2 separate regions of the Homo sapiens genome follow, and region 2 is linked to region 1. The links are chromatin loops, found by intact Hi-C in ENCODE. Cell type or tissue: GM12878. All regions are shown on one strand. Links, peaks and the distances in the headings refer to the core of each region. The heading gives the core; the rest is flanking DNA. Region 1 overlaps TIMD4 (T cell immunoglobulin and mucin domain containing 4). Region 2 holds the start of HAVCR2 (hepatitis A virus cellular receptor 2).

Region 1 (15,788 bases), core at 4,783-12,782:
AGCCACACAAACTTAGGCCAAGCTTTGTTCTGATTAATTAGAAACATTATTTTCTGGTGCAAAGCTACCCCCTCTCTAGGGCTGAAGTTTGCAAACATTGCTGTATATTCAAATCACCTGAAGTGCTTTAAAAACTGATGCCCATGTCTCCTCGTTGTGAATCAAATCAGGACCTCAGATGGGAGCCAGGCATCAGTATTTTTAAAAATGTTTTAATTATTTATTTATTTTATTATTTTACTTTTTGAGATGGAGTTTCGCTCTTGTCACCCAGGCTGGAGTGCAATGGCGTGATCCTGGCTCACTGCAACCTCCACATCCCAGCTTCAAGTGATTTTCCTGCCTCAGCCTCCCGAGTACCTGGGATTGCAGGCGCCTACCACCATGCATAGCTAATTTTTGTATTTTTAGTAGAGGTGGGGTTTCACCATGTTGGCCAGGCTGGTCTCGAATTCCTGACCTCAGGTGATCCACCCTCCTCGGCCTCCCAAAGTGCTGGGATTACAGGCGTGGGCCACAGCATCTTGCCTAAATTTATTTTTAATTGACAATAATTGTGTATATTTATGGGGTACAAGGTGATGTTTTGATCTATGGATCAGGCATCAGTATTTTTTAAGTTTCTCCATGTGATTCCAGTGTGCAGCTGAGTTTGAAAATCAATGCTTTAGACCAGGACTTCTCAAACTTTAATGTGCACATGAGTGACCTAGAGATCCTAGATGTTACAAGGTGAATTCTGATTCATAGGATCTATGGTAGGGCCTGGGATTCTGCATTTCTAATATGCTCCCAGGTGATGACAAAACTGCTGGTCTGAATCTCACACTTCGAATAGCAAGGGTCTAGATATAAAATGTAGATCTAGTAGTAGTCTATTCTAACAGCGGATCTGAACAAACTAAATTCCATTTGGGTTCAACTGCAAAGTCACAGGAAAAGTGATCACTGCAATAAAGTCAAGAGCAGGGGCTGTGAGTGAGAGAACTGAGAGGATGGTTGTTTTTGATCTCTAGTTTATAGACTTAGGTTGACCAACCATCCAAGAGAAGCCATCTTTGCAAAATTATAACGATGAGAGAAATCTGACACAGTCGACCCCATTTTGCATAACTGACATATTTTGACCCCATAGTTTCCACAATCCCTTATTGCTCAGGAGTCATATGGCCAGAGATCACAAGGTTTGCGACTTCCCCAGTTGCTCATCTAGGTAACATCACTACTGTAGAAACTAAGATTGGTTTTTTGAAATATTTTTTCAACAGATCCCACCCGGCCTTGTGACTCATGATTCACCCGGTCCTGTGGCCCCACCCAGAGTTGGACTCAGCACACAAAGAAGTGTTCCACACCCCTATGATTTCATCCCCAATTTATCAGCAGCACCCTTTCCCTAGACCCCTGCTCTCCAAACTGTCCATAAAAACCCTAACCTTCAAGCCTTTGGGGAGATTGATTTGTATAATAACTCTATTTCCCATGTGGCTGGCGTCATGTCCATTAAACTTTTTCTCTACTGCAATGCCGTGTTCTCAATGAACTGGTTTTGTCTGTGCAGATGGCACAGGAAGAACCTATTGGGTGATTACACCAGTTTGCCCAGGACTGAGGGGTTCCTGGCATGTGGGACTTTGAGTTTTAAAACCAAGAAAGCCCAGAGCAAATTGAGACAAGTTGGTCACCATAGTTATGGTGCTGCTAGGAGAGCAGCAGAGCAGCCAAGCTGTGCGCTTTTTGCATTCTGATTCCTCTTCCTGGGGGCAGCAGCCCACTATAAAGCCAGGGGTGTGCTAAGATAGATGGCTTACGGAAAAGGAACGCTGAATTGCATGGCCACACCAACAAGAACTTAATTACATGACTCCAGAAGGGCAATAACAGGGCAGATTCTGTGAAAACTCCAGAATCTTAGCCACAGAGACAAGTCTAGAAAACACAGTTTAGTGCTTTGCTCTAGCACTGGTTAACTGTGGGACCTGGGCAACTCATGCCCCCTTTCTGAGCCTCAGTTTCCTTGGCTGAAAATGGGAGTGAAACTGACAGATGTGTGCGAGTCTTTGCTGTGCTCCCACCCCATTATTTCACATACAGTATGGATAATGCATATAACCGCACAATAGCACCTTTTCAGCACAAGCAGCAAATCCACCTTCTGTTTTGCGAGCAGCCATTTCCAGTGCTCCCCAAACTCCCTCTGGATAGCATTAGCATTCATCTTATTCGGGAACACTTCCCTTCACTGTCCTTTGATGCTCAGAGAGCTGAGAACTCACAGTGCTTTTTTTTTTTAAGGCTGTAACATATTTACAAATCTAAATGAAGCTCTATTTCCAGACCCAGTCTTTCGGTTTTGAGTGGCTTCCTCCTTCTGCTCTCACCTCCACCCAGGGAGCCCACTTCTCAACTTCCTGTTTTCTTTAGAGAGACAAAGAGTCTCCCCAGCCACCCATTGCTGGATTCCTGTTAACCTTTCATTAAGCCTGCTGACAGCTGGCTTTAGCTCTTCATGAGTTAGTTCAACACATTCCCATTTAAATGTGTCCCACCTGGCTTCATTAAGTTTCCTGCCAGGTTCTCCCTTTACAGCTTCCTCTGCAAATGCAAATCAGATTCTGAGTAAATAATATGGGGACAAGGGAAGATTGAGCTATAATGGGGTTGTAACTGGAAAGCCATTGATATACTCAGGTTGCTGTGGATCAGAGGACACTGAAATCCATTTGAGTCCAATGCAGGTCAGTGTTACAGAGCCATATGCATGAAGTCTGGAATTGGAGCCCTCACTGTGAAGTACAGGGTAGTGGTTAGAGTGTGGAGTCCTTCAAGCCTGGTTCAAAACCTGGCTCTGCTACAGGAGATTGGACGACGTGACCTTGAGCAAGTTCCTTCACCTGCCTGTGCTTCTGTTTTCTTAGCTCCAAAGCCAAAATAATATACCCGCTTTATTGAGCTGCTGTCAGGAGTCAATGAGATAATTGCCTTGAAACAGTTAATAGAGTACCCAGAATATAATAGGTGCTCATTACAAATTGATAGTATCTCCTGTGTTTAGCCTAGAAAGGCCATGGTGAGGAATTAGGTTGCTTTAAATTGAGCTTGCATGCGGCCCAGGATGGCTTTGAATGTGGCCCAATACAAATTGGTAAACTTTCTTAAACATTATGAGATTTTTTTTGCGATTTTTTTAGCTTATTAGTTATAATTAGTGTTCGCGTATTTTATGTGTGGCCCAAGATAATTCCTTTACTTCCAGTGTGGCCCAGGGAAGCCAAAAGATTGGAAACTCCTGCTTTAAATTGTGAGGTTTGATTGTGGATCCACCATATAATCATTAGCTGTAAGAAGCACATACTGCATCACATTCCTTCCTTATGGAAATGGAAAAACAACATTGATTCCATTCGATTGCATTACCTTTTTGTTTGTTTGTTTGTTTTTTGAGACAGACACAGTCTTAATCCGTTTCCCAGGCTGGAGTGCAATGGTGCGATCTCGGCTCACTGCAACCTCCTCCTCCCAGGTTCAACCGATTTTCCTGCCTCAGCCTCCCGAGTAGCTGGAATTACAGGCACCTGCCACCAAGCTTAGCTAATTTTTGTATTTTGGGTAGAGACAGGGTTTCGCCATGTTGGCCAGGCTGGTCTCAAACTCCTGGCCTCAAGTGATGTGCCACCTCGGCCTCCCAAAGTGCTGGGATTACAGGTGTGAGCCACTGCACCCGGCCTATTCTATTGCATTTCCCATGTGTGTTTTGTCTCATTCAGAAGTGAAGCTCCTTAAAAGAAGCAATTCTCTCTCCTGGGCCCCACATACAATAGATACCAAAAAGTTATTTATAGATGCTAACAATTCATCCTGATTACACAAAGAGGGAATGAGAGGAGCAACTACATCCACAGCCTCCTCTGATCAAGGAGTCTCAGTATAAGAATTATATATTTATTTTAATTCATCTTTTACTAAAATCCACCCTTTATCCCCAGTCTCAAACTGGCTACCTTGTTTTAGCCCACAGCCATGTTTTGCTTGCCCAGGAAATCATTTTAACTAATTTTAAATTTTAATGCCCTTAAGTGGACATACACTCCGATTTATCATGGGCCATGTCATCTCCCTTTGACTCCCTCAACTGTATCAGCTGCCTGGCCTCTAAATTCATCAGAGTTTGCCACCTCTGCCCCAGGCAGAGCTAAGTGTGCTGCTTCTAGGTAGGTCTAGGGGCCAAGGATGAAAAGGGCTGGAAGACAGGAGACAGGAGACCCATACCTGTATTGAAAGAGGGTATCTCTGCCACAGCATGGAGAACAGACAGGAAAAGGAGTAAAGTCAGAGATTATAATTAGGAAGATACTGCAGGAATCCAGCCAGAAAGTGCTATCAGCTTAAAGGAGATGAAGCAGCAGGACCTTTGCCCCTGGTACTGGAAGCTCCTGACCCTCTGTCTGGCCAAGCCCACCACCACACAGCCCTGGTAAAGGGAGATTGTTTTCTTGAACACTTTATCTGTTAGGAATTACTACAGTGCAACATTTCTCAAACTCTAACGCACATCAGAATCATCTGGAGGGTCTGTTAAAACACAGTTTGCTAGACTCTACCCCCAGAGTTTCTGATTCTGGAGGTATGGGGTGAAGGACATGAATCTGCATTTCTATCAAGTACCAGTGACACGGAGGCTGCTGGTCTGAAGTGCATAGTTTGAGAGCCACCGGGCTAGACCAGCATTTTTCAGAACTTGGTTCCATATTAGAACCACTTTGGGACATTTTTCAAAAATTCAGATGCCCAAGTCATACCCTGGACCAATTACAGAAAGAATCTCTTAAAGGGTAGGACTCAGGAATTGGCATTTAAAAAGCTCCCCAGTTGATTATTCAGCTAACATTGAGAACTACTAGGACAGAGGCTCCTGGAGGCCATTACGAGCTCTAAAATACTATGATTGCTCATGTTAGTGTTTCTTAGTCGGTACAAGGAGTTTCAGAAATACATTTGGGAATCGATTGAAAATACCCCTTTGCAAAACAGAAAAGTAATATTCATTGAGTTTAAATGTTCTGTTTAGGAAGTGTCTGTCGTCTTCTTTTTCTAGTCAGACCCAAGCTGGTAGTGACATTGATAATGGCGGTGGTTTTGGAAGGTGGATAGGGAGCATGAGCTAAGTTAGGGTTGGGTGTATCATTACCTCACAAGATACTATAACCTGACTACATACACAAAGCCATCTGGCCCCACTCCATTTTCTAGATGGGGAAATTCAGGCCCTGAACCTGGCTCTAGACCCACTTCCCCAACGTTTCTAAATAAATGTTTGAGTTTAGCACACTAGACAAAGTCACTTTAAGTATCTTAAGCTGACATCAAAGCCAAGTTGACCAAAAAAAAAAAAAAATTTTTTTTTTAAAAAAAGGGCCAGGCACAGTGGCTCACGCCTGTAATCCCAGAACTTTGGGAGGCCAAGGCAGGCAGATCACCTAAGGTCAGGAGCTCGAGACCAGTCTGGCCAACATGGCAAAACCCATCTCTACTAAAAATATAAAAAATTAGCCAGGTGTGGTGGCGGGCGCCTGTAATCCCAGCTGCTTGGGAGGCTGAGGCAGGAGAATCGTTTGAACCCACCAGGCAGAGGTTGCAGTTAGCCAAGATCATGCAATTGCACTCCAGCCTGGGCAACAACAGCAAAACTCCGTCTCGAAAAGACGAGAAAAGAAAAGAGAAGAGAAAAAGAAAAGAAACAGCTGCCAATCTGCTGCTAATTGTTTTCATCATTGGTGCCAATCATTCTGCCCAACTGCAACTGAACAAGTCAGAAGTCAGGCTGCCTTGGGCCAGTTTTTCCAAGTACCCAGGTGAGGGGGATTTTTACTAACTGTTGGATCAGTGTTGTGTGAACTAATAGGACAAAAAAATCTATAGGCTTCACCAGTCAAGTAATTAGACTGACTTTTTTCTCTCTTAAATGTAATGTCAAGAGAGTTGAAATCCAAAGATGGCTACATTTAGAGAACCACGTACTTATTCCATTAATGTTGCTATTGCTGTAAACATGCTGGGAAGTCCTTCACAGAAATGTCTTTCAGATCTGGTTTACTTTCCACATTTCTACCCAGCCAGAAGCCCCTCTCACTCAGGCACACATGTTTTTTATACATTCATTCAACAACTGTTTGCTTTAATCTCTCTCCCATGGCTCCTCGTGTTAGCAGTTATTAAAGTTTTAAAATAAACCTGTTGTTGCTGAGGAGCACATTTCCAAGATTATATTTAGAGAAACTTATTTGGATTGCCTTGCTTTCACATCCACGCACTGCCCCTGGTTGAATATTCCTGTCATTCACCACATTTTACTCCCACGGACTCTTCCCTGTTTCCAAAATTAAATTCCCCAAGCAAGAACTAGGATGTGACACTATGGTCACCTCTAAAGACACTCAAATGTGAAAAGAAAATAATAGAAAATTTAGGAGTTTTAGAAGTGAGTCAATGTTGGCCAAGTGCAGTGGCCCAAGCCTGTAATCCCAGCACTCGGGGAGGCTGAGGCAGGCAGATTACCTGAGGTCAGGAGCTAGAGACCCACCTGGCCAATACAGTGAAACCCCATCTCTACTAAAAATACAAAAATTGGTGGTCATGGTGGCATGCACCTGTAAGCCCAGCTGCTCAATCAGGAGGCTTAGGCAGGAGAATCGCTTGAACCCGGGAGGCGGAGGTTGCAGTGAGCAGAGATTGTCCATTGCACTCCAGCCTGGGCAACAGAGCAAGACTCCGTCTCAAGAAAGAAAATAAAGAAGTGAGTCACAGTTACGGTGTGATTCCATGTCATTTCCTGCATTGTTAATGAACCATAGGCTCTGTGCTGCTCATATCATACCTGCAGTGAGACAATGAACTCTGAAAGCTGGGCATAAAAGGAGAGATACGAATCCATACGAGATGAAGGCAATTAGGGTAACAAAAGAACCAGAAATTGTATCCCAGAAGCAAGGAAATTTGGAGAAACATGAGATTCTCCTTCTAATACCTGAAGAGTTAACAGCTCTCCAGTACTTCCCAGCATGCTTAGAGCAATAGCAACATTAATGGAATAAGCACATGTTTCTCCAAAGGTAACCATCTTTTGGATTTCTACTCTCTTGACATTACCTTTAAGAGAGAAAAAAAAAAATCAGTCTTATTGACTGATGGAGCCTATAGATTTTTTGTCCTGTTAGTTCACACAACACTGATCCGGCAGTTAATAAAGGAGATGTTCTGATAGGCATAAGGAGCTCAACTATGACCTATGGGCAGATGTCATCCGGAGACAGATTTTGCTATAAATATTTCTTAATCTCAGAACTGCTCTGAGATTGAATGGACTCCCTTGCGTGTGGTAAGGAGTTCACTGTCACTGAAAGTGTTCAAGTGTACTGTGAAAGATCACTTAGCGGTGATTCTACAGAGATGATTAGAGCATGGACAGAGAAGTTGTGGTCTCTAAAGTACCCTTCATTCATGAAACTAAAGCAAGCCTGGATCAATGACATCCATGGAATAAGTGAGTCTTTTTTATGAAACAAGGAAATCTACTAAGACTTATTTTGACACTGGAGTGTCATGCCCCCATCCTCAATCTAACATGCTACTGCGTTGTTAGAGGGTAAAAAGGCCGTCTTCGTCTTCCCTTCCATGCTGCACGTCATTGAGGACATTTTTACTATCTCCAATGTAGTCTAGCCTGTAAACAGAAAAGAGGGGCTCATAATGGGAAACACAAGACTAGAAAACAAAACAAAACAGATGCTGCTAAGTTACAGTGCAATTACCCTTAAAGTTCAAAGGGCTCACAGTTCATTTAGTCTAAGCTCCACATTTTACAGATGGGAAAACTGAGGCTGCAGGGGAAAAAGAGTTTCTGCCAATCCATTATAATGAGATAAAAAAGATTCTTAGCAAAATATAAAATCATGATTTCAATACGTTTATTTACCAAAAGGTCTCTAAGTGTGACCTTGAAAGGTCACCTCGCTGGGTGTCAATTTTCCTTCTTGCTAATACATATTGTGGTATTAATGCAACTAATTAGTGAATGCAATTAATTAGGCAAGGACTTCATTAATAATTTATGCCTTTTTTAAAAATTTCTTTTCCAAAAGCTATAGAATAGGGCAAATAGCTAAAATCCCTTACTAGAGAATCTTCAAATACTATTTTTAAAAAGGCCCCAAAACAAGCTGCTTCCATGGTCTAACTGGGCAGAGGAACCAACTCCCAGGAATAATATTCTACATGCTTTTTTCATTTTCCATATTGCCAACGCTCCTCAATAAACTCCAGTTTAACAATGGCCTCTTAAACTAACTTACCCATAGGTGAACAAAAAATTTCAGAGTAAAGTGCCATATCACCTTCTTTCTTTTGCGTGCTATACTTCTATTAATCCCACCTGCCTTGGTACTGGCATTTTGCTCAGAGTGTTAACCAAGACACAGGTTAATGTGAGCTAAATCTGCACAACTTTTTCACTTCTAATGTCACATCTTTCCAACTCTATGTGTAATCGTAACACAAGCTCAAGTCATTAAACCACTGAGTAGTAGCTAATCATTTGTAACAGCTTGTACAATCATTACAACACCCATTCATGCAAGATAGATTACCTTGTGTGTTTCTGCGAACAATAGGTTTCCATGAGTTTCCCTGAAAAGACAAGGCCACAGTGTGAGCAGAGTGGCTGCGGTGCATAGAACATGCAAAATGCTGGGGGAATTCCAGTGCTGCCCCGCAAAGAGCAGATATGGGCCAAAGGTGAGAACCAGTGGCTGGCTTTGGCAGAAAAAGCCATTCCCTTTCCCAGGTCAAACACTTGCTATTTTAACCACAGTTAGTGCTCATCAATTACCAAGTTGTTCCAACATTCTGGGCAATGGTGTTAAGCTATTTCATTCTGAGTCATCTGCCTATCCAGAATTCAAGCACTCACTTGGGTTTCAAAACACTTCTTTACGAGACATACTCAGAATTTTCCAAAACTGTAATCATGCCTTTGTATGAAGGCTAACAGCAGGATTCCAGTAAATTTTAAATTTGCTTTTGCACCTGGGGCAGGTGTTGAAATATACAAGTTTCATTATTATTCAAATCAGCTGAGATGGTTACTAGTCTCATCTCCTGACATACTGCCCTGAAACAGCTTTTGTTAATGAGTACAGAACAATTTATCCCCATTTTACAACAGTACCAGGTGCCACGTGCCTATAATTTGCCTGAAAACCATAAGCTGTTTCATGGCTGTTTTTGTAGCATTTTAAAACTTTTGGGGGCGGGGGGCAGGGGTGGGATGGAGGTGCAAGGTCATGGAGCAGCTTGCTAACTTAATGAAAACTACAGACCTTGTCCCCTGAAAAATGCAGGCATGAACACATAAACACTTTTGCATGTGATTTCAAAGGATTCACATTACCCTTGAAGTCCATCTGTGGCCTCCAGGTTAAGAAAGCTTGCTTTTAGGGAACATATAAGAAAACCAGGATCACGCCAGGCATGGTGGCTCATGCCTGTAATCCCAGAGCTTTGGGAGGCTAAAGTGGGTGGATCACCTGAGGTCAGGAGTTTGAGTCCAACCTAGCCCACATGGTGAAACCCCCTCCTACTAAACATACAAAAATTAGTCCCGTGTGATGGCGTGAACCTGTAGTCTCAGCTACTCAGGAGGCTGAGGCAGGAGAATCACTTGAACCCAGGAGGCGGAGGTGCAGTAAGCTGAGATCACGCCACTGCACTCCAGCCTGGACAACAGAATGAGACTCTCTCAAAAAAAAAAAAAAAAAAAAAAAAAAAAAAGAAGAAGAAAACCAGGATTGTTCATGGTCTTCGTCCTGCAACAATCCTAGCCAAAAGAAGAGACAAGCTAGGGTTTTCCCAACCAAAGAACAGAGAAAGTGAACAAAGTAGGAAATAGTACTTTCCTCTTAAGGCAGTAATAGGGATAAAATGAATTAGGCACATCAAGAGTATACCATCAGGACTGGCACAGAAATGTCCAATAAATGAAGGTGCTCTTCTGCTTTTTTTCCTTTTCCAAAACGTAAACTCTACCAGGAGGTTAATACACAGAGTCATTAGCAGCTTGGGGAGAATGAACTTACCTGTTACTTCCCTGGCTGGGATGGGAACAATGGCAGAACTGAGCCTCTTTGGGGAGGGATAAAGGGGAAGGAAGTGGAGACAACTCCAGATCCTCCTGCAGTCGCCAGGGTTCTGAAGTGCTCCATCACCTGGCCCTCCCTCCTTACCTCTCAGGAGAAACGCCACAAACAATGCGAAGAGCACAAATCCCAAGGAGGGGGCGATGATCATCAGTAGTTGGGAGATGGGCATTTCATTCTTCATTGACATGGGTATTCCATCCATCTGATGGGACACAGGCAAGGAGATGGACCCAGTCACTGCTAGATGCCACCCTCACAAGATGACATCCCAGCCCAATAGCACCTTACAACCACCAGCAGTTTCACTACATTTCACCACCTTTTGTCAAAAATCTCTGAAAACCCAAAACACGTGACCCATATCCCAAAATTTTCCGAAGTGTTAGACATCAGGCATAAGGAGCTGTGGGGCTCAGGGGTCTGAGGATAAAAAATAACTGTTGTGAGCTGTGTTCTCCATGGTCAAATCTCTTTCCTAGCCGCTGCTCAAATCCTTTGAGCTCTCCCTAGCCCTGTGCTACTCTTTTCATGGCTGACTTAGGCTTCTAGAGAAAACAGGATGAAAGAGAAAATGAAACTTAATTTCACATTTTCTACAGCAGTGGTTCTCAAAGTCTAGATGGGGGGCCCATGAGATCAAAATGATTTTCATGAGACATTTTTTGCCATTTTCACTATCATTCTCTCATGAGATATACAGTATACTTTCCCAGAGGCTATGTGATGTGTGATGTCATTGCTGTCACTTACACAGAATGTGGAAACAGAGATGAGAATCCCTCTGTCTCCTATTAAGCCAGATATTAATGAGATTTGCAAAAAATGTAAAACAATGCCATATTTCTCAGTAATTTTTTCATTCATTTTTCTCACTAATATTTTTTCAAAATAGAGTTAGTTAGTTGCCATAAAACATGTTATGTTAGCACAAAGTGAGTTTGTTGTTATTTTTAAATAAATTGATTTTTTTAAATGTTTTAAATACAGATACCTGTATAACAAACTTGCACATGTACCCCTGAACCTAAAAGAAAAGTTTAAACTTTTTTTTTTTAATTTTAAAAAATGAGATGGTGTCTCGCTATGTTGCCCAGGCTGGGCTCAAGCTCCTGCCATTGCTGGGATTAAATTTTTTTTTTTTTTTTTTTTTTTGACACAGAGTCTCACTCTGTCAGCCAGGCTGGAGTGCAGTGGTGCAATCTCAGCTAACTGCAACCTCTGCCTCCCGAGTTCAAGCAATTCTCCTGCCTCAACCTCCCACGTAGCTGGGGTTACAGGCATGCATATCCAAGCCCGGCTAATTTTTTTGTTTTTAGTACAGATGGGTTTCCACCATGTTGGCTAGGCTGGTCTCGAACTCCTGACCTCAAGTGATCTGCCCACCTCAGCCTCCCAAAGTGCTGGGATTATAGGCATGAGCCACTGCACCCGGCCTAAAAAAATTTTTTAATTGTAAAAATGTCTCAGTTTTTTCTGCTGAGCAGTCTAGAGAATCAAAAACCAAGTCTCAGTTTTAAGAAACTGATTTTTTTTTTCTTTTGTAGAGACAAGGTCTTGCTCTTGCCCAGGCTGGAGTGCAGTGGCAATGATTACAGCTCACTGCAACCTTGAATTCCCGGGTTCAAGCAATCCTCCCACCTCAGCCTCCTGAGTAGCTGGGACTACAGGCATGCATCACGATGCCTGGCTATTTTTTTTTTTTTTAATTTTGTGTAGAGACAGAGTCTCACTATTTTGCCCAGGCTGGTCTTGAACTCCTGGGCTCAAGCAATCCTCCTGCCTCGGCTTCCCAAAGTGGGATTACAGGAGTGTGCCACAAGACCCAGGCTGTTATTTTGTTTGAGACAGGGTCTCTCTCTGTTGCCTACGTTGTAGTGCAGTGGCACAAACAAGGCTCACTGCAGCCTCAACCTCCTGGACTCAAGTGATCCTCCCACCCCAGCCTCCCAAAGTAGCCAGGATTATAGGTACATGATACCACACTCGGCTATTTTTTTTTTAATTTTTATTTTTGTAGAGACAGGGGTCTCGCCCTGTTGCCCAGGCTAGAAACTGAGTTTCAAACGTTTAAAAAGACCTTGTGAAAGTCCCCACTGCCAGTAACATGTTCAAGGTGGTTTAGAGGTCCATGGGGCTGACCAGCCTGAGCCTACTCACCTTCAAAGTCTATGCAGCACCAAAAAAGGACTTCCCTCCCCAAAATCCCATGAAGGTTTATGAGTTTTACTCTACTAAGTTCTCGAGGGCTAATCTAAACATGCAGATGAGTCAAGGACCCAGCTTAGGAAAGCATCTCTCAGCTTTGACATTATCAAGAGCTATATAAAAGTTGGTGTCAGGAAAGGTACTCCTAAATGAAGCCAAAGATGTAAAGTTTGGTTCAATGGGGGTGAGACAGCTATGAATATCTCCAAAATGCACCTGCTGGATTTTTTCCAGGACTGGGTGTTATTGGTTTTGCTGGCCTTGTTGGACTTGTTTTGGCTAGAGGTTCAAAAATAAAGAAGCAGGCATTTCTACCCAGTTTCATAGGATTAGCAGCCTCTATCCATTATCCACAGCAAGCCATCGAGTTTGTGCAGGTCAGAAAGGAGATATTATATGACCAGGGTTTATGAGGATACATAGTCGTGGAAGATTTTTGGAAGGAGAACTTTCTAAAGCCAGGAAATGTGAGGAATTCATCTGAAAATAAATAGAAAATTTCATGCTCTACACATTTTAATCAGTTACAGGTAAGCAACAGAAACTTCAAATGGTCAATCATTATTTTTACAGAAAAATAGCAGAGAAGTCAGTATTGAATATATTAAACTGGCTTTCTTCTTCAGGAAAAACTATACTAGGTCTCTGTTATCTTGGGTGATGCCATCCTACAAGCAAACAAATCTGAAATCCTTTCACTTAGAGATAAGGCACAAGGCTTAGAACTCCCTGTACTCATGTTGCTATTTACATACATGATTAAAATCCAAGTTAAAAAAAGAAAAAGAGAGAGAGAGAGAGAATATAGGCCAGGCATGTTGGCTCACGCCTGTAATCCTGGCACTTTGGGAGGCCAAGATGGGTGGACCACTTGAGGCTAGGAACTGAAGACCAGCCTGGCCAACATAATGAAACCACATCTCTGTTAAAAATATAAAAAATCAGCCAGGCATGGTGGCATGTGCCTGTAATCCCAGCTACTCAGGAGGCTGAGGCAGGAGAATCGCTTGAACCCAGGAGGCAGAGGTTGCGGTGAGTCAAGATTGCACCACTGCACTCCAGCCTGGGCAAGAGTGAGACTTTGTCTCAAAAAAAATTGAGAACTGCTGCTCTGCAGGCAGGCATTGGGGCATCTTGCTGGGGCTATGCCATCTCCATTGACCAAGATATGCTCTCTCCCTCTCTTCCTGTTCCATTCTGTAACACACAGAATCCCAGAGACAGTGGGCACAGCAACCAGGACAGGACAACAGACAGTGTCTGAGAGAGAGATGGGGAAGAAGAAAGAGGGGATGGGGAAACTTTACTTATCCTTTACAGACTTCTGTACTGCCTGAAGCTTTCACTTAAAATGGCTTGAATCACTTTTGTAATAATAAAAATAGCACCCTCAGAAAACAAGAGAAATATTGATGGCAGGTGTTGATTCTGCAGTATGTCATGAACTCTGGGTCACGCAGACGGAACACACAATGATCTTGCATGTTTTTTATATTTTTTTCTTTTTGCTTTTCAAAGTATTGGCACATACAGATGTAACAATCAAGGTTATTTCTGCCAAGAGTACAAGTCTATAAATTATTGGGCTGTTTCATAATTGTTGCAATGAATTTTGCGACAGCAATATCCTGCTTTTCCTAGTCCATCTCTGCAAACCTCTGCGGATTTTTTGTTTGTTTGTTTTTTGTTTTGTTTTGTTTTAAGAGACACAGTCTCACTCTGCCACCAGGCTGGAGTGCAATAGCGCCATCTTGGCTCACTGCAACCTCTGCCTCCTGGGTTCAAGCAATTCTCATGCCTCAGCCTTCTGGGTAGCTGGGACTACAGGCATGTGCCACCACACCTGGCTAATTTTTGCATTTTTGATAGAGATGGGGTTTTGCCGTGTTGGCCAGGGTGATCTCAAATTTCTGGCATCAAGTGATCTGCCCACCTTGGCCTCCCAAAGTGCTGGGATTATAGGCATGAGCCACCGTGCCTGGCCACTACTGTGGATTTTTACTATTTAAGTGATATACTGCAAATACTTCACAGATTTTTTACCTGTCCTGTTTTTGTTGTTTTGTTCTGCTCAGGAACTGCTGTATCAGATGCTGGGAAGGAAAAGAGAAGAAAATGGTTATATGTCTGGTTGGGGAATAAAATATCACATCCTGAAATAGGTAATTAAGAGTCCATCTGGAACTGCAGCTGATGTGTTTAATTATTTAATCCCGTGTTTTTTGTATAATCTATTTATGCATATTTGTTTTGATATGGTTTTAATGTAAATTTTATCTGCTATACAACGTTATCCCTGGGAACATCACCATTTTACAGATGAGTAGAGTCAGGCATTGGGCCAGTAGGCAATTGGCTCTAATTTTTCTGTAGGCTTCAGCAATTCATTCAGGATTTTTATCCGGCAAGAAAATTTGTCAGTTTTCTAGTTAATAAATATTTACTGAGCACCTATTATAGGCCATGCAGTGTGATAGCTATACCTTGGACCTCATAGAATTTACAACTTAGTGCAGAAAATGAAATGTAAAAATGTAATGTAAATAGTTGAAAACATAATTAGTTACAAGTACACAATTCTGGGAAAAATACAGTATAAGGGACATATCATGAGGATGCCAGGCTTGTTCTGGAGGGTCAAAGAAAACTTCCTTGAGAATGGGAGTTTATGCTGAGAGGTGGAGTCATGTATTCATAATCTATAGTTGAGTTACAAGGGAACCATACTGAGAATCTACCAAATGCTAAGCACTGTTCCAGGCACTAAGAATACTGTGAGACTGCGGCATGGCCCCTACCCTCAAGAAATTTACAGTCCATTAGAGAAGAGAGACCGAAAGATGATTTCAGCCTAACAGGCCAAAGGTAGTGATGGAGCACACAGGCTGCTGGAAGGGCAGGTAGAGGGAGAAGCATTCAGCTCAACTTTGTAGTTCATTGAAAGTTTTATTAGAATAAAGTGTCATGAGGACAGAGTCCCTGTCTGCTTGTTCACTACTGAGACTGTGATACCACCTCACATATACTTGGTGCTCAATAAATGTTTGTTGAATAACACTTCTGAGTTAAGGTCGTGTAAGAATTAGCCAGGCAAGGAATGGTGGCAACGGTGTTTCAGGTGGACAGAACAGCATCAGCAAAGCTGTGGAAACAAGAAAGAGCATGGTGCCCATGTCAGATGGCAAGTGGCCATGAAGAGGTGAAATGAGGGGTGGTAGCTGCAAGAGATGAGACAGGTGAGCAAGAGCCAATCAGGGAAGGCCTTTGTTTCCTGATGGTAAGTCTCCATTGGATTCTGTAGGCAATGGAAAACCACAGAAATGTTTAAGCATGATATGGTCCAGTTAGGAGGATAAGGGAAGAGCCAAGAAGAGAGTTGTCATCTAATTC
Region 2 (15,788 bases), core at 2,346-10,345, 190 kb after region 1:
TAGTCTGGGTGACAGAGCAAGACTCCGTCTCAATTAAAAAAAAAAAAAAAAGTACTGAAGCACAGGATGGGAAAGTGAGACTAAATGACCCTTGAAGTCCCTTCTAGCACTATGGTTGTAAGATTCTTTAAAATATAACAATGGCATACAATAAGTATCTGGTATAACTTTATTATTTTCTGTCCCCACCATATTTAGTTTCCTCTCTAATTGCATAAAAGATGTTGGCTACCAATCACTAAAGACTAACCAAAGACTGAAACTTTGGAGAGCTAAAACCAGTAACTATAGTAATAATAAACAGTTGAGTGCTTTTTATGGGCCAGGTACTATGCTGAGCATTTTACATACATTATCATGTTTATACATTACAACCACCTCATGACATGGGCACTGGAATTATCCTCATTGTAGAGATGAGCAAACTGAGCTTCAGAGAATTTGAGCAACTTGACTGAGGTCACAGAGCTATCAAGAACAGCTGAAATTAGAACCCATTCCACCTGTCACTGAAGTACTTTAACCACAATCTCACTGTGCCTCCTGATCTTATAATATTAACGACAACAGCTAACATGTACAAATTGTGGTCAGACATTGGGATAAACGTTTTAGACATTTTCTTATTTAAAGCCCATAAGGTGTGATTTATGAGATTTATGACATTATGAGGTGGGACTCACCTATTAACCTCATTTTACAGAAGAAAAAAAAAATGGAGCTCCAGAGAGTTTAGAAGAGACCAGGACACTGACAAGAAATACCTTAAAATTAACCTTCATGATCAATGTGACTTGACTTCTGCTTTATGCCCAGTGTTCTCTTCTGGAGCACCCTGAGTACGTCCTTGCTGAATTACATGAAGAATTTAACTATTCTTTCTGTGGCTGGAATCCAGGGAAGGTGATGGGCTTTATTCTAGCTAGAAGGCATCCTAGAAATCACCTAATCCAATGTGTCAGTTCCCAAACACAGACTGACACCAGTTCATGACCAAACATCACCAGTCCAGGGTCAGTCAGAAAATGTGGACAAAGTAATGAGCATTTCATTCAATTTAGTTAATATTTAAGTAAAATTAAAGACTATAAAGTTTATTAACTTTTTTCCAGTTAAAATTTAAGTAAAATAATCCTAAGCCAGACCATCTTTTTCCCAGCACAGGTGTGTCTCCACCACTTCCCTCTTTTCAAACACTATTTCAGGTGCACGGAGATATCCATGCCTCCACTCTCACACTGTTTTCTCATCTTTTTTTCCCACATTCAAAATCCTCTGAATTCAGAGCCAGCTAAAGATTCCCTCCTCTGCCCCATGCATAGTTACCTGGGCCATGTCCCCTGGTGGTAAGCATCCTTGGAAAGGCTGCAGTGAAGTCTCTCTGCCGAGTCGGTGCAGGGGTGACCTTGGCTAATGTCAGAAACAACATAAGGATGAAAATTATCTGAGAGCAGAAAGCTTATTTCAGGGAATCAAAGGGGCAGCAAGAAAAAAATGCGAAAGACAATTAAGAAAGAGAAATACACCCTCAGCTTCCAAACCTGCCTGGATACCTACGTTGAGAGTGTATCACACACTTCAAATGTTTGACAAAGGTAAGATGCAGTCATCATTGTTACATTCTGATTATTAATAGCGGAACTAACAGCCACACAAATGGCCATAATTACAGGTTGAAGACTCCTTATCTGAAATGCTTGAGATCAGAAATGTTTTAGATTTTGAATTTTTTTTTTTTTTTTGAAACGGAGTTTTGCTCTTGTTGCCCAGGCTGGAGTGCAATGGCATAATCTCGGCTCACTGCAACCTCCGCCTCCTGGGTTCAAGCAATTCTCCTGCCTCAGACTCCTGAGTAGCTGGGACTACAGGCATGTGCAACCACACCTGGCTAATTTTGTATTTTTAGTAGAGACAGGGTTTCTCCATGTTGGTCAGACTGGTCTCGAACTCCCGACCTCAGGTGATCCACCCACCTCAGCCTCCCAAAGTGCTGGGATTATAGGCATGAGCCACCACGCCCAGCCATGTTTTTATTTTTTTATTTTTTAGTATCTGCCTATACTTATGTTCCAATGAGCTTTTCCTTTGAATGTCATGTCAGTGTCCAAAAAGTTTTGGATTTTAGAGCATTTCAGATTTTGGTGCATTTTAGGTTTTAGATTTTCAGATTTGGGATGCCCAACCTATAAAGGCTTTTAATAAAATATTATCACATAAAATCCTTCTAATGGCCCACATGATCGGTATTATTGTCATATTTTATAGAAGAGGAGCTCACAGCGTTTCAATAACTTGCTCAGGATTATATAGCTAGTAAGAGGCAGAGTTAGATGTAAACTCAGCTCTATCTGGGCACAAAGTACATGTTATAGAAATCTTAAGTCTGTTCACCTCCCAGCATACATGCATAACCCAGCAGTTCACCATGCTGGCTGCACCTGGGGTAAAATCACCTGAGGTAGACTCTGTAAAAAGCTAATGCTTAGCATCTACCTCCAGAGATGCTGATTTCTCTGGTTTTTGGTAGTGGGGTTTTTTCTTCTGCTTTTTAAGAGATAGGGGTAGCCACAGTATATCAGCCAGGCTGGTCTCAAACTCCTGACCTCAAGTGATCCTCCTGCTTCAGCCTCTCAAAGTATTGGGATTATAGGCATGAGCCACTGTACCTGGCATCTATAGTTGTTTAAAAACTCTCTATGTGATTCTAATGAGAGTCAGGGTCTCTAACCACTGATCTAGGCCTTTCATCCCATCTATACATTCCACCCATGAGTTTTGGCTTTTCTTTTCTTTTCTTTTTTTTTTTTTGAGACAGAGTTTCACCCTTGTCAGCCAGGCTGGAGTACAATGGCGAGATCTTGGCTTACCACAACCTCCGACTCCCAGGTTCAAGTGATTCTCCTGCTTCAGCCCCCCAAGTAGCTAGAATTACAGGCTCCCGTAACCATGCCTGGCTAATTTTTTGTATTTTTAGTGGAGACAAGGTTTTACTATGTTGGCCAGGCTGGTCTCGAATTCCTGACCTCATGATCCACCGGCCTCAGCCTCCCAAAGTGCTGGGATTAGAGGTGTGAGCCACCACGCCCAGGCACACCCATGAGTTTTAAAACAGAGAGAAGGTGTTAAATATCACTGAGCATCACCAATGGGGCCTGTTAAACTTTAGGTCTTAGTGGCCCTCCTCCAGGGCTATAATTAGGGAAGTCAGAGATGAGAACAATCAGTACCTTTAATATGATCCACAGATAAATCTTATTCATAAAGATGGCATGCAAATGTCCACTCACCTGGTTTGATGACCAACTTCAGGTTAAATTTTTCATCATTCATTATGCCTGGGATTTGGATCCGGCAGCAGTAGATCCCACTGTCTGCTAGAGTCACATTCTCTATGGTCAGGGACACATCTCCTTTGCGGAAATCCCCATTTAGCCAGTATCTGGATGTCCAATAATTCACATCCCTTTCATCAGTCCTGAGCACCACGTTGCCACATTCAAACACAGGACAGGCTCCTTTGCCCCAGCAGACGGGCACGAGGTTCCCTGGGGCGGCTGGGGTGTAGAAGCAGGGCAGATAGGCATTCTGACCGACCTCCGCTCTGTATTCCACTTCTGAGGACCCTGCATAGAGAGAGAAGGAGAGCCAAGACTCAAGCGGTGAGTGAGGTTACTCCATTTCAGGAAAACTGCAAGCCATGTCTTACAGAATAAAGAGGAAGCTACTGCTGCAGTCCTGTTTGGAGGATGATTCGCTGTGACAATGCTTCTCAGATGTGAAGGCCATCAGAATCACTGGGAAGCCTTGCGAAAACACAGATTGCTGGGCTCAACTGCTAGAGTTCCTGACTCAGTTGGCCTGTGGTAGAGCCTGAGAACTTTTATTTCTAACAAGTTCTCAAGTGTTGCTGAAGTGGCTGGTCTCAGAACCTCACTTTCAGAAACACTGCCCTAGGAGAGAATTGTGGCCCAATTCTGTGAACACGGGAGAACAGGGCTGATGGAAACAGACAATCAGAAAATTAGTCATGGTCAGCCAGGAAACGGCCCGCCCATCTGGGCTACTTGCTTGTTCATCAACAAAGGGAGGCTCTCCTAACATACTTCTCTTTTTAAGCAGCAAGTGCACAGTAAATACAAACCCTTGGTTAAATAAGGATCTTGTGTATTTGAAACTACTCATGGAGTTGTTTTAAGGTTTAAAGTTGTGAAAAGAAATTAAATTTTGGGACCCCAAACTCATTCAGTCAAAGGGAAAAGTCAAGCTGGGAACTGGGTCACAGAAACCTGCCTCCTCTTTTTGATTCCTGAATAAGATGGCTACAGGATGAAAGGCTGCATACCTCCCCCATATTTTGCCCACAAGGAAATTCCTGGTCAGCTGTGCAATGCAGATTGATAGCTCATCTTTACCGGTGCGGTCACCCTGGCCAGACACAAATGCGTTATCTGATTGTTTCCCTACCCCATTTTGTCTGTGTTATCTAATGTAAAATGCAGATTCCCCATATTTTTCCTCTGCCCCCCCCCCTTTTTTATGTGAAAACTGAGTGCTTCTCAATATCCCACCTTGTCCCCTTTAAATCTGGAGCCCTCAAAATCATCTTCTGAGAAAGTCATAGACCTGTCTCTCAGGTGCCTCCTTAACTTTGGCAAACAAATCTCCTAAAATGATTGAGACTTGTCTCCTCATTTTCCTCAAATGACAAAGTTAATTCCATTAAAAAAAAACTATATATATTTTATATATGATAAAACATTCATTATATATTTTCTTTTGATTTTTTATGTCCCCTTTGTTTTCATATGACTCAACTACAGTAAAAACATTCAAACACTATCAAAGGTGTATGAAAAAGTGGCCGGGCACACGGTGGGTCACGCCTGTAATCCCAGCACTTTGGGAGGCTGAGATGGGCAGATTACTTGAGGCCATGAGTTTGAGACCAGCCTGACCAACATGGTAAAACCCTGTCTCTACTAAAAATTAAAAACATTAGCTGGGTGTGGTGGTGCACGCCTGTGATCCCAGCTACTCCGGTGCCTAAGGCAGGAGAATCACTTGAACCTGGGAGGCGGAGATTGCAGTGAGCCAAAATGGTGCCACCACTGCACTCCAGCCTGGGCAATAGAGTGAGACTCCATCTCAATTGAAAAAAAGAAAAAGAAAGAAAAGAAAAAGAAAAAAAGGAAAGAAAAGAAAAGAAAAATATGCCTTACTCTCCCAACTCTTTACCATTCCCTGGTTCCTTTTCCTAGAGCTTATACATTAAGAAATGTCCACATATTCCTGCTCCCCGACAATGCACACACACAAATAGAAGCCTAATATATGCATTATTCTGCAACTTTTTTTCTTTAATAACATTATAATTTTGAGACATTCTATACCAGTATGTTTTGTCAGACTCACTGTTTGTATCATGATTATATCACATTTATTTACCCACTCCCTCATCGACGGACATTTAGGTTGCTTCCAAGCTTTTGCTATTACAAACAACATTACAATGGCCATCCTTGTATCTCTCCCTTGTCCTCTGTACAGCACCATTATGTCATTGTAAATATCCATGCCGAGACTTACTTGTAAGTAGTAGCAGCAGCAGCAGCAGGACACAGTCAAAGGGAAGATGTGAAAACATGGAGCTTGCAGAAGAAAAGTCAGAGGACACCTCTGTTAGGCACAGTTTTAACTCTCCAAATGGACTGGGTACTTCTTCCAACTGTCTACTCCACAATCACATGAGCAGTAGCCGCCCCCACTGAGTGCTAGCTCAGCACACCCGGGTGTCTGATTGCCAGTGATTCTTATAGTAACACTGCCAGGTCTACAGTCACATTAAAGGAAACCAAAGTTCTCTGTCATGCCACACTACACACATCCTGTAAGTGTTCTGATGTCTGTCCTGTGATATCAACAAAGAGGAAGCAATACTTCAGTGGAAGAAAACGCTACTCAGTCATGGCACATAAAGAGAACCCTCTAATAATGTCTCAGATGAGATACACCTGAAATGGAGCATGTCCGAGTCCATCTGACTAGCGGGGAACACAAAGTACAGATGCATCATCCATGGATTCATTCACTCAAATCAGTCCCTTCATCAGGCCTGTGACCAAAGTTTATGAAGCCCCTACTTTGCACCAGGCACTGGACTAGGAAGTGGAACACAACAGTGAATGGCATGTTCCTTATCCTCACATTTACAGACCATAGCAACTCCCAGCATAAGCCTCACTCTCATCCTTCTTCTAACACAGATTAGGTTGTATCCTATAACCTTGCTGAGTCTCAGTTTCCTCATTTATATAATTTATAAAATGAGAAAATTGTATTAGATAATACATGCATGGCTCTCTGTTCTAATATTCTGACTTTGACCTTCAAACTTCCAACTCTTCAATTTAGAAAAAACATGTTCCTTTTGGCAACAGTTCCTTTCCTCTACTCTGAGTAGAATTAAGGGGATCTTGGTATCCTGTTTCATCTCATGCATACAAGGTGCCCCCTCTCCCCTACCCCAAGAGGCTTTGGCCATGAATGATCAGAAAGTGTTGAGTTCCAGCCACACTCCCATAACTGAGGTAACAGCTTAGACTCACGTAGCCTCAGCTCTGGGAGTGTGACCTTTATCTGGACACCTTAAAAGCAAAAGCTTTTTTTTATAAAAGGGAAGTGAGCTCACAGGCTGAGTGGTTTCTGAAAAGCCAGTGGCCTTCCTCTATGTCTTGCCTTCCTGAGTTTCTTTGTCATTCACATTTATGCCATTAAATGCATTGGGTATAAATACCAAATTTGTTCAATATAAACAAATGGCATTTAATATAAATATGCAACTTGTTCAATGTGTGTACTTCCCATAGCATTGCAGAGTGGCAGTTACTCAAGAGATCATAATCAATTTCTCATTTTATTTTATTTTATTTTTATTTATTTATTTATTTTTTTGAGATGGAGTTTCGCTCTTTTTGTCCAGGCTGGAGTGCAATGGCATGATCTCGGCTCACTGCAACCTCTGCCTCCCGGGTTCAAGTGATTCTCCTGCCTCAGCCTCCTGAGTAGCTGGGATTACAGGCATGTGCCACCACCCCGGATAATTTTGTATTTTTAGTAGAGACGGGGTTTCTCCATGTTGGTCAGGCTGTTCTTGAACTCCCGACCTCAGGCGATCCACCCGCCTCGGCCTCCCAAAGTGCTGGGTTTACAGGCATAGCCACCGCGCCCGGCCAATTTCTCATTTTATAGACAAGGAATCTGAGACTTCAGAAAATTGATTTGCCGAAAGGCACATGATTGGTGATTTAGAATGAGAGCATAAGCCCCCTAAGTGACAGATTTTTTCCACTATAAATTATGTTTTATTAATTTAATGTTTGTCTTCCCACATAACTAATAACCAGCAAATGACCATATTCAAGCATAAGGTAGAATAGATTAAATATGGGGTCTGGGGTTATTTTTATTAGCAGCATGAACTTGGTCAAGGCTCTTAAAAGCATCAGCCCTCAGTTTCTGTGTTTTGTTTTGTTTTGTTTTTGTTTTTGTTTTGAGACAGAGTCTTGCTCTGTCGCCCAGGCTGGAGTGCAGTGGCGCGATCTCGGCTCACTGCAAACTCCGCCTCCTGTGTTCAAGCAATTCTCCTGTCTCAGCCTCCCAAGTAGCTGGGACTAAGAGCGCACACCACCATGCCCGGCTAATTTTTGTATTTTTAGTAGAGACAGGGTTTCACCATATTGGTCAGGCTGGTCTCGAACTTCTGACCTCAGGTGATCTACCTGCCTCGGCCTCTCAAAATGCTGGGATTACAGGCATGAGCCACCGTGCCCAGCGATGTTTTGTTTTTACCACTTTGTTTTCTGCTCATTTCTAGAATTGCTACTGAGACCAGCTTTATAAAACATTAACAATTTATTAGTTCATTAAAGTCTAGATATGAAGGGGTCTAGAGATCTCCTTTAACTCTCTTGTGTGTGTAGGGAGCTGGTTCTGAACATTTTCATGTTCACTTAACTTTTATTTCCTGTTTATTTTCTTAAAAACTTTAGATAATACATTCAAATAGTTAAAAAGTAAAAGGAATATAAAAAGCTCAAGAAGCCTTGATCCCATGATCCCATCCTTCCATGTTTACCCCCATTTCTCCCACCTATGCTATAGGTTTTCTTTTTTTTTTTTTTTTGACATAGAGTCTCGCCCTGTCACCCAGGCTGGAGTGCAGCGTCACGATCTCAGCTCACTGCAACCTGCGACTCCCAAGTTCAAGCGATTCTCCTGCCTCAGCCTCCTGAGTAGCTGAGATTATAGGCACCTGCCACCGTGCCCAGCTAATTTTTGTATTTTTAGTAGAGATGGGTTTTCACCATGTTGGTCAGGCTGATCTCGAACTCCTGACCTTGCAATCTGCCCACTTCAGCCTCCCAAAGTGCTGGGATTACAGGCTTGAGCCACTGCACCCGACCAGGTTTTCATTTTCATAAGTTTCTTGTGTATACTCCCAATGCAAACCCAAGAAAATAAAATATATATTCTCATACTCTCTTTTCTTAGACAAAATACCATATACCTTTTTTGAAACTTGCATTTTCCTATTGTTATTTGCTGAAATATTTATTTTTAAAATTTTATTTATTTTATTTATTTTATTTTTATTTATTTATTTATTTATTTTTTGAGATGGAGTTTCACTCTTGTCTCTCAGGCTGGAGTGCAATGGTGCTATCTCGGCTTACTGCAACCTCTGCCTCCCCTCAGCCTCCCAAGTAGCTGGGATTATAGGCACCTGTCACCATGCCCGGTTAATTTTTGTATTTTTAGTAGAGACAGGGTTTTACCATGTTGGCCAGGCTGGTCTCAAATTCCTGACCTCAGGTGATCTGCCCGTCCCAGCATTCCAAATTGCTGATTACAGGCAGGAGCCGCCGCACCTGGCCCTTTATTTTTTTTTAAATTTGTTTTAATTTATTTTTAGAGACAAGGGTCTCACTAGGTTACCCAGGCTGGTCTCAAACTCCTGGGCTCAAGGGATCCTCCTGCCTCAGCCTCCCAAAGTGCTGGGATTACAGGTGTGAGCCACCATGCCGAGTCTGCTGAAATATTTTTAAACGAATCCCAGACATCGTGCTATTTCACTTTTACGTACTTTAGTGTGCAATCTTCCTTTTTAAAAAATGGGCATTCTGAAGCCGGGTGTGGTGACTCACGGCTGTAATCCCAGCACTTTGGGAGGCCGAGGCAGGTGGATCACCTGAGGTCAGAAGATCGAGACCAGCCTGGCTAACACGGTGAAAACCCCATCTCTACTAAAAATACAAAAAATTAGCCAGGCATGGTGGTGGGTGCCTGTAATCGCAGCTACTTGGGAGGCTGAGGCAGGAGAATCGCTTGAACCAGGGAGGCAGAGGTTGCAGTGAGCCGAGATTGTGCCACTGCATTCCAGCCTGGACAACAAGCGCAAAATTTCGTCTCAAAACAAACCAACCAACAAACAAAAATGGACATTCTGCTAATATAATCATAATATCATTATCGCACATAACAAATTTAATGATGCCTTAGAAGCACCTAGTACTTCAGTCTATAGCCAAATCTCCCTGATTATCTCAAAAATGTCTTTTTTCAATCAGTTTGTTTAAATCCAGATCCAAACAAGTCCCAGCATTGCATTTGTTTGCTATGTCCCTCAAGTCTCTTTTAATCGAAGACAGTCTGCCCTCCACCCCCTTGCCATTGGTTATACAAACCAGTTATACAAACCAGGTTTTGTCCTGTGAAATGCTCCACATTCAGGGTTTGTCTGTTTCCCTGTGGGGTCATTTACATTATTCCTCTTTTCTTCGAATTTGCTGAAAATGAAAGTTTGCTCTAGAGGTTTAGTTGGAACGTGGTTTGACTTCTTGGCAAAAACACGTCACAGCTGGTGCCTTGTGCTTCACATTTCATCACAATTGTCTGGTTGCTCCACAGCATGCAACCTTCTTTTTTAAATGTATTTAAATTTTTTTTTTTTTTTTTTGAGACGAAGTCTTGCTCCATCACCCAGGTCAGAGCACAATGGTGCAAACTCGGTTCACTGTAAACTCTGCCTCAAGCAGTTCTCCTGCCTCAGCCTCCTGAGTAGCTGGGATTACAAACACGAGCCACCATGCCCAGCAAATTTTTTGTATTTTTAGTAGGGACAAGGTTTCACCATGTTGACCAGGCTGGTCTCGAACTCCTGACCTTAAGTGATCCAACTACCTCGGCCTCCCAAAGTTCTGGGATTACAGGCATGAGCAACCGCGCCCAGCCTAAAATCTTTTGTTTCAGCTCATGTAGAATGTCCTCATTCTTTTTTATTTTTTCGCTCTGTCCCCAGGCTGGAGTGCAATGGCGCGATCTCGGCTCACTGCAAGCTCTGCCTCCCAGATTCATGCCATTCTCCAGCCTCAGCCTCCCGAGTAGCTGGGACTACAGGTGCCTGCCACCACGCCCGGCTAGTTTTTTGTATTTTTAGTAGAGACTGGGTTTCATCGTGTTAGCCAGGATGGTCTCGATCTTCTGACCTCATGATCCGCCCGCCTTGGCCTCCCAAAGTGCTGGGATTACAGGCGTGAGCCACCGCGCCTGGCCGAATGTCCTCATTTTTTTATTACAGCTACATAGACTCCATTAGATGAACTCACTGGGCCAGGCACAGTGTGCATAGAGTGTAACTCTAATTATGCAAAAGTTCATAAAATGGAAGTTAGAGCCAGATCAGGAGACAGGATAATATGGGTTATTTAGATGGCAGCATCCGGAAAATCTCAGTCCAACTAGAATCTTCCCTACACAATTGGGAAGTGCAGTGGAGTAGATACTGGGGAGTAACCACAATGACCACTTAAGGTGGGGACCCTATATGTACTTAAATTGAGTTGATAATTAACTTGGTTAAATCACATCTCAGGTTACATAGACCTAACTGAGATTAGTTCAAAATTTTGCAAAGGAAGAAACAGGTTGAATATTAAGGGTAAGAGGTTAAATTAAGCAATTGTGAGCCAGATGTTCTGACTTCCAGATTGTAACTAGCCACGTGAGTTCCCATGAAGGGTACTGTCACCTTGTGTGTTTGTACAGTACTTTAAAAACCTTTTTAAAAAATTATATAAATCATATTCACTGCAGAAAATTTTGAAAAATACGAATTAAAAAATAAATAAATAAAACAAATGTTGTCATAATCTCAGTACCATGAAATAGCCACTTTCAACTTAATGAGTCTTCTTTCAGATTCTTTTTTTTTTTTTTTTTGTAGAGATGGGAATCTCACTGTGTTGCCCAGGCTGGTCTTGAACTCCTGGGTTCAAGTGATCTGCCCATCTCAGCCTCCCAAAGTGCTGGGATTATAGGTGTGAGCTACTGGGCCCAGCTTAAGTTAACTTTCAACACTTTTGCCCTCCTCACCAGGTCCCAGCACTAAGAGGGCTACGTCAGACCACCAAGATCCTGGGCATACCTGGAAGAAACTTCAGGTTTTTCAGGGTCTTCAGAATAACGTGTTTACAAAGATAAATAAATTTCCCCTTTGCTATTGACTACCTCTCACAGCATGACTATGGCGTGTTCTTATATTGATTTTGATGCACCCATATGCCAACAAAACTCTCTTACCAAAGACTCCATACATTATTATGCTGCCAATGAGAGAAAACCCAACTCAAGCTGGCTTCAACTATAAAGTGAATTTATTAACTGACATTATGGAAAAATCCAGGTTCAGGCAAGGCTTGATTCAGTGGCTCTCAGAGAGGTCACCAAGAACCTAGTTTCTGACTGATGTTAACATTCAGTTGCCTCCAGGGCTGTCTCTTTTCTCAGATTCTACACAGTGCCCCTCTCTTGCACCCACAGAGCACACATCTGTGTGAATCACTCCCCTATTGGTTAAGGGATTTATACTCTTTCAAAGGCCCAAGTCTGGGTCTGAGTCACAGACTCATTCCTGAAAAATCACTGTCCCCAAAGGGTCAAAAAGCATTAATAGGCTTAGGCCTGGGTCACCTCCCCACACTTCATGTTCTGAAATGAGAGAAGAGTGATTCCCCTAAATAAAAACTGCAGTGCATTTCAGGAGGAGAGACAGAAGTTGGACAACAAAAACAAACATCCACTAGAGACCCCTTACACAAAAAGGGAAGAGGCAGGAGATGGGGAAAGAAACTTTCTCCTCCAAGTATATATGGTTTTTTTCTTACCTAAAAATGACATTTTACTAATGCAGCGTTTTTTAAGTTACAAGGACATGCTCTTCACAACCCTGAAGAGATGATAAAGAGCTCCTGTGTTTATAGAGAGTTTTTTATTTAGTAACCATGAATGGATGCCAGAGAGATTAAGCTTGAGGTCACACTCAAGTGAGTGCAAGGCCAGCTTAAAGCCCCTTCCAATATAGAATACAGTGGCCCAGGAAGGACAAGTCAGCATTCTGAGCTATCACAACATTTATCCAGCAAGTAATTTTTTAAAAATTATTTTAGTGACAGAGTCTCTCTCTGTCACCCATGCTGAAGTGCAGTAGTGCAAGCATTACTTACTGTAGCCTCAAACTCCTGGGCTTAAGCTCAATACTTACAGTTTATAAGTACTTACAAACTATAAATTTATGCTATGTAATGTTCTTTATTCTGTTATATTTTTCCATTAAACAATAGTTTAACCTTAAAGCCATAATGTGACATCTACATATCCATTGTTTTATAAAAAATTAAAAAGTCTGATGGTAGTAATACTGGCAGTGTCATGGAGCAAGATAAATACTTATCTTCCCTATTCAGCCTCCTGAGCAGCTGGGACCACAGGCATGAGCTACCACACCCTGTTTGTTATTTTTATTTTTGTACAGAAGGGGTCTCACTTTGTTGCCCAAGCTGATCTTGAGCTCCAGGATTCAAGCAATCCTCCCACCTCAGCCTCCCAAAGTGCTGGGATTACAGGTGTGAGCCACCGCACCCAGCCTTATCCATTAAGTAACTTCTAAGGGAAATTGATGCTGCTCCTGCCTGAGTAACTAAATGTCTTTCGAGTAGAGGAAATGGAGAGGGGTATAGAAATACTACACCCTTAATAGCTCAGCTAGGCTCCCAATGATGAAAATGAAAAGAATGAAAAGGGGTTCCTCACCCAAAAAATTCAGCTGAGCTATGTGAGTTACTGTGGGAAATCTTATCTGCAGTCTCATCTTGAAAGTGAAGGTCCCACAACCTCCTACAGAGGCCCCACTGGTGGGGGAGCAGCATGAGTGGTCTCTCATTCTGAGCATGGTTTCCAGTGTGGCATCGCCCTTATCTTTCTGTTTGCTGGTTATTAGCCTTTTACCCCGGGTTCAGATAGTTAAGCTTATCATAGTCTTCAATACATGGACGTACTCATCGTCAGTCCCTTGAGGTCCTTTGCTTGTTTTTGTTTTTGTTTTTTTTTTTCACTTTACTATTTCCCCCGCATTGTCTCTGACCCACATTCTCATTTTTCTCTTCTCAAAGGCATCCACCTTACAGGGGAATGTTGAGCAGCTTTCAAAAGCTCACATTCTCACCGACAGTGAGAACTCTTTTGATGTTCTATGCTGCTGCCAATATCAGTACCATCAGGCTATTTCATTTTTTCCAAAACAATGGATATGTAATGATGTCACAATATGGCTTTAAGGTCAAACTACTGTTTAATGGAAATATAACAGAATATAGGACGTTATATAAACATAAATTTATAGTTTATAAATACTTTGAAGCAAAAACTCAAGTAACTAGGACTCCAAAAAAAAAAAAAAAAACACTGCTAGTCTCCATAAGTCTCTTCTATTCCCCATGCCAAGACCATGTACTTCTTCCTGATCACAAAATCTTCCCAGCTTGGCACAGTGGCTCATGCCTGGGAGGCTGAGGTAGGAGGATTGCTTGAAGCCAGGAGTTCAAGGCCAGCCTAGGCAACAGGGCAAGACTGTCTCTCCAAAACAAAGTAGCTGGGTGCAATGGCTCACACCTGTAATCTCAGCACTTTGGGAAGCCAAGTGGGAGGACTGCTTGAGGCCAGGAGTTCAAGACCTGGACAACAGAGTGAGATCTCATCTCTACAAAAAAAAAAAAATTATTTATAAAAATCTTCCCTCTCTCCTACAGGAAATCACCCTGAATTTTGCAATTATAGTCTTTTTTATAGCTTTACCAGCTATGTGTGTATCCCAAAATTATATGTATAGTTTTCCTTGGGTTTGAACATTATGTGAATAAAATCATATAGTCTGTAGTCTTTTGTGTTTTATTTAAGTCAATAGCATATTTGTGAAATCCATTCATGCTGTTTGTATCCCTGTAGGTTGTTTATGTATTTTTACTAAACAGTTTTTCTGGGAATGAATATACCTCATATTCTTTGTTCATTCTAATTTATTTATTTATTTATTTAGAGACAGAATCTTGCGCTCTGTCTCCCAGGCTGCAGTGCAGTGGCTAAGTCTCACCTCAGTACTACCTCTACCTCCCAGGTTCAAGCGATTCTCCTGCCTTAGCCTCCCGAGTAGCTGGGATTACAGGTGTGTGCTACCACGACAAGCTAATTTTTGTATTTTTGGTAGAGATAGGGTTTCACCATGTTGGCCAGTTGGTATCAAACTCTTGACCTCAGGTGATCTGCCCACCTCGGCCTTCCAAAGTGCTGGGATTACAGGCATGAGCCACCACACCCGGCCACGTTCATTCTACTTTATCTTTTGTTTAGTTATCATAAACAATGCCATTCTGCACATTCTCATAGATGAATCCTGGTACACAAATAGAGAAGCTTCTCTGGACTACATTTCTAGAGCAGAATTACTGTGTCAGAAGGTATAAACATCTTGAACCTTACTAGAGAATGCCTAATTAGTTTCTAAGACTCCCAGCAGCAGTATACAGCAATTTCTTTATCCTACATTCTCAGCAACGCTTGGTATTATCAAAGTTGGCTTTTTTGTCTTTTTGTTTGTTTGTTGCCAAATTGGTAAAGGTATAATAACATCTCACTGTGGTTTTAATTTGAATCTTCATAGTTATTAATAAGTTAAGAATCTTTTGTTTCTTATTTTTATTTTTTTAACTTTTTTCATTTTTTGTTTTTTGAAACAGAGTCTTACTCTTCTGTCTAGGCTGGAGTGCAGTGGCACTATCTCGGCTCACTGCAACCTCCACCTCCCAGATTCAAGCAATTCTCTTGCCTCAGCCTCCCAAGTAGCTGGGATTACAGGGGTGTGCCACCACATCCAGCTGGTTTTTATATTTTTACTAGAGACGTGGTTTCACCATGCTGGACAGGTAGGTCTCGAACTCCTGACCTCAGGTGATCCACCCACCTCGGCCTCCCAAAGTGCTGGGATTACAGGTGTGAGCCACTGTGTCTGGCCATTTTTTTTTTCTTTTTGAGACAGAGTCTTGCTTTGTCACCCAGGTTGGAGTACAGTGGTGTAATCTTGGCTTATTGCAACCTCTGCCTCCTGGGTTCAAGCGATTCTCCTGCCTCAGCCTCCCAAGTAGCTGAGACTATAGGCACCCACCACTACACCTGGCCAATTTTTGTATTTTTAGTAGAGACAGGGTTTCGCCATGTTGGCTAGCCTGGTCTCGAACTTCTGACCTCAGGTGATCCACTCACCTTGGCCTCCCAAAGTGCTGGGATTACAGGCATGAGCCACCGTGCCCAGTCAGGATCCTTTATTTTGATTAGGAACTATTTGGACTTTTTTGGACAAATGCTTATTCAACTCTTTTGCCCATTTTCCCATCGAGTTTCTA

Evidence for each region. A loop is a pair of places that touch in the nucleus more often than their neighbours do. Peaks named below come from ENCODE experiments on the same cell type or tissue, not always from the same donor. Only the 100,000 strongest peaks of a DNase experiment are listed, where the experiment ranks them.
Region 2: a loop joins it to region 1, with 2.6 times the contacts of the local background. A loop is called at or near these places in 3 of 110 quality-filtered maps.

Annotation. Positions count from the first base shown.
Region 1 is chr5:156,911,822-156,927,609 of GRCh38, forward strand. TIMD4 (T cell immunoglobulin and mucin domain containing 4) reads right to left here. Exons shown (of 9, transcript NM_138379.3): 6 at 14,442-14,491; 7 at 10,278-10,395; 8 at 8,643-8,682; 9 at 7,471-7,720. The coding sequence ends at 7,636. It also overlaps the pseudogene APOOP1. Among named protein-coding and RNA genes, the nearest start is that of TIMD4, 44 kb to the right of the region's middle. RefSeq lists enhancers at 787-1,986, 1,987-2,932, 8,973-9,082, 10,652-10,931. In GM12878, for the core only: no CTCF peak of the experiment used is centred there; DNase peaks (open chromatin) are centred at 8,850 and 10,830; H3K4me3 peaks cover 3,846 bases; H3K27ac peaks cover 5,284 bases.
Region 2 is chr5:157,103,340-157,119,127 of GRCh38, forward strand. It overlaps HAVCR2 (hepatitis A virus cellular receptor 2), which reads right to left and starts at 5,705. Exons shown (of 7, transcript NM_032782.5): 1 at 5,587-5,705; 2 at 3,288-3,623; 3 at 1,327-1,410. The coding sequence starts at 5,644. RefSeq lists an enhancer at 5,492-5,641. In GM12878, for the core only: no CTCF peak of the experiment used is centred there; DNase peaks (open chromatin) are centred at 4,022, 5,922 and 6,632; H3K4me3 peaks cover 1,695 bases; H3K27ac peaks cover 2,554 bases.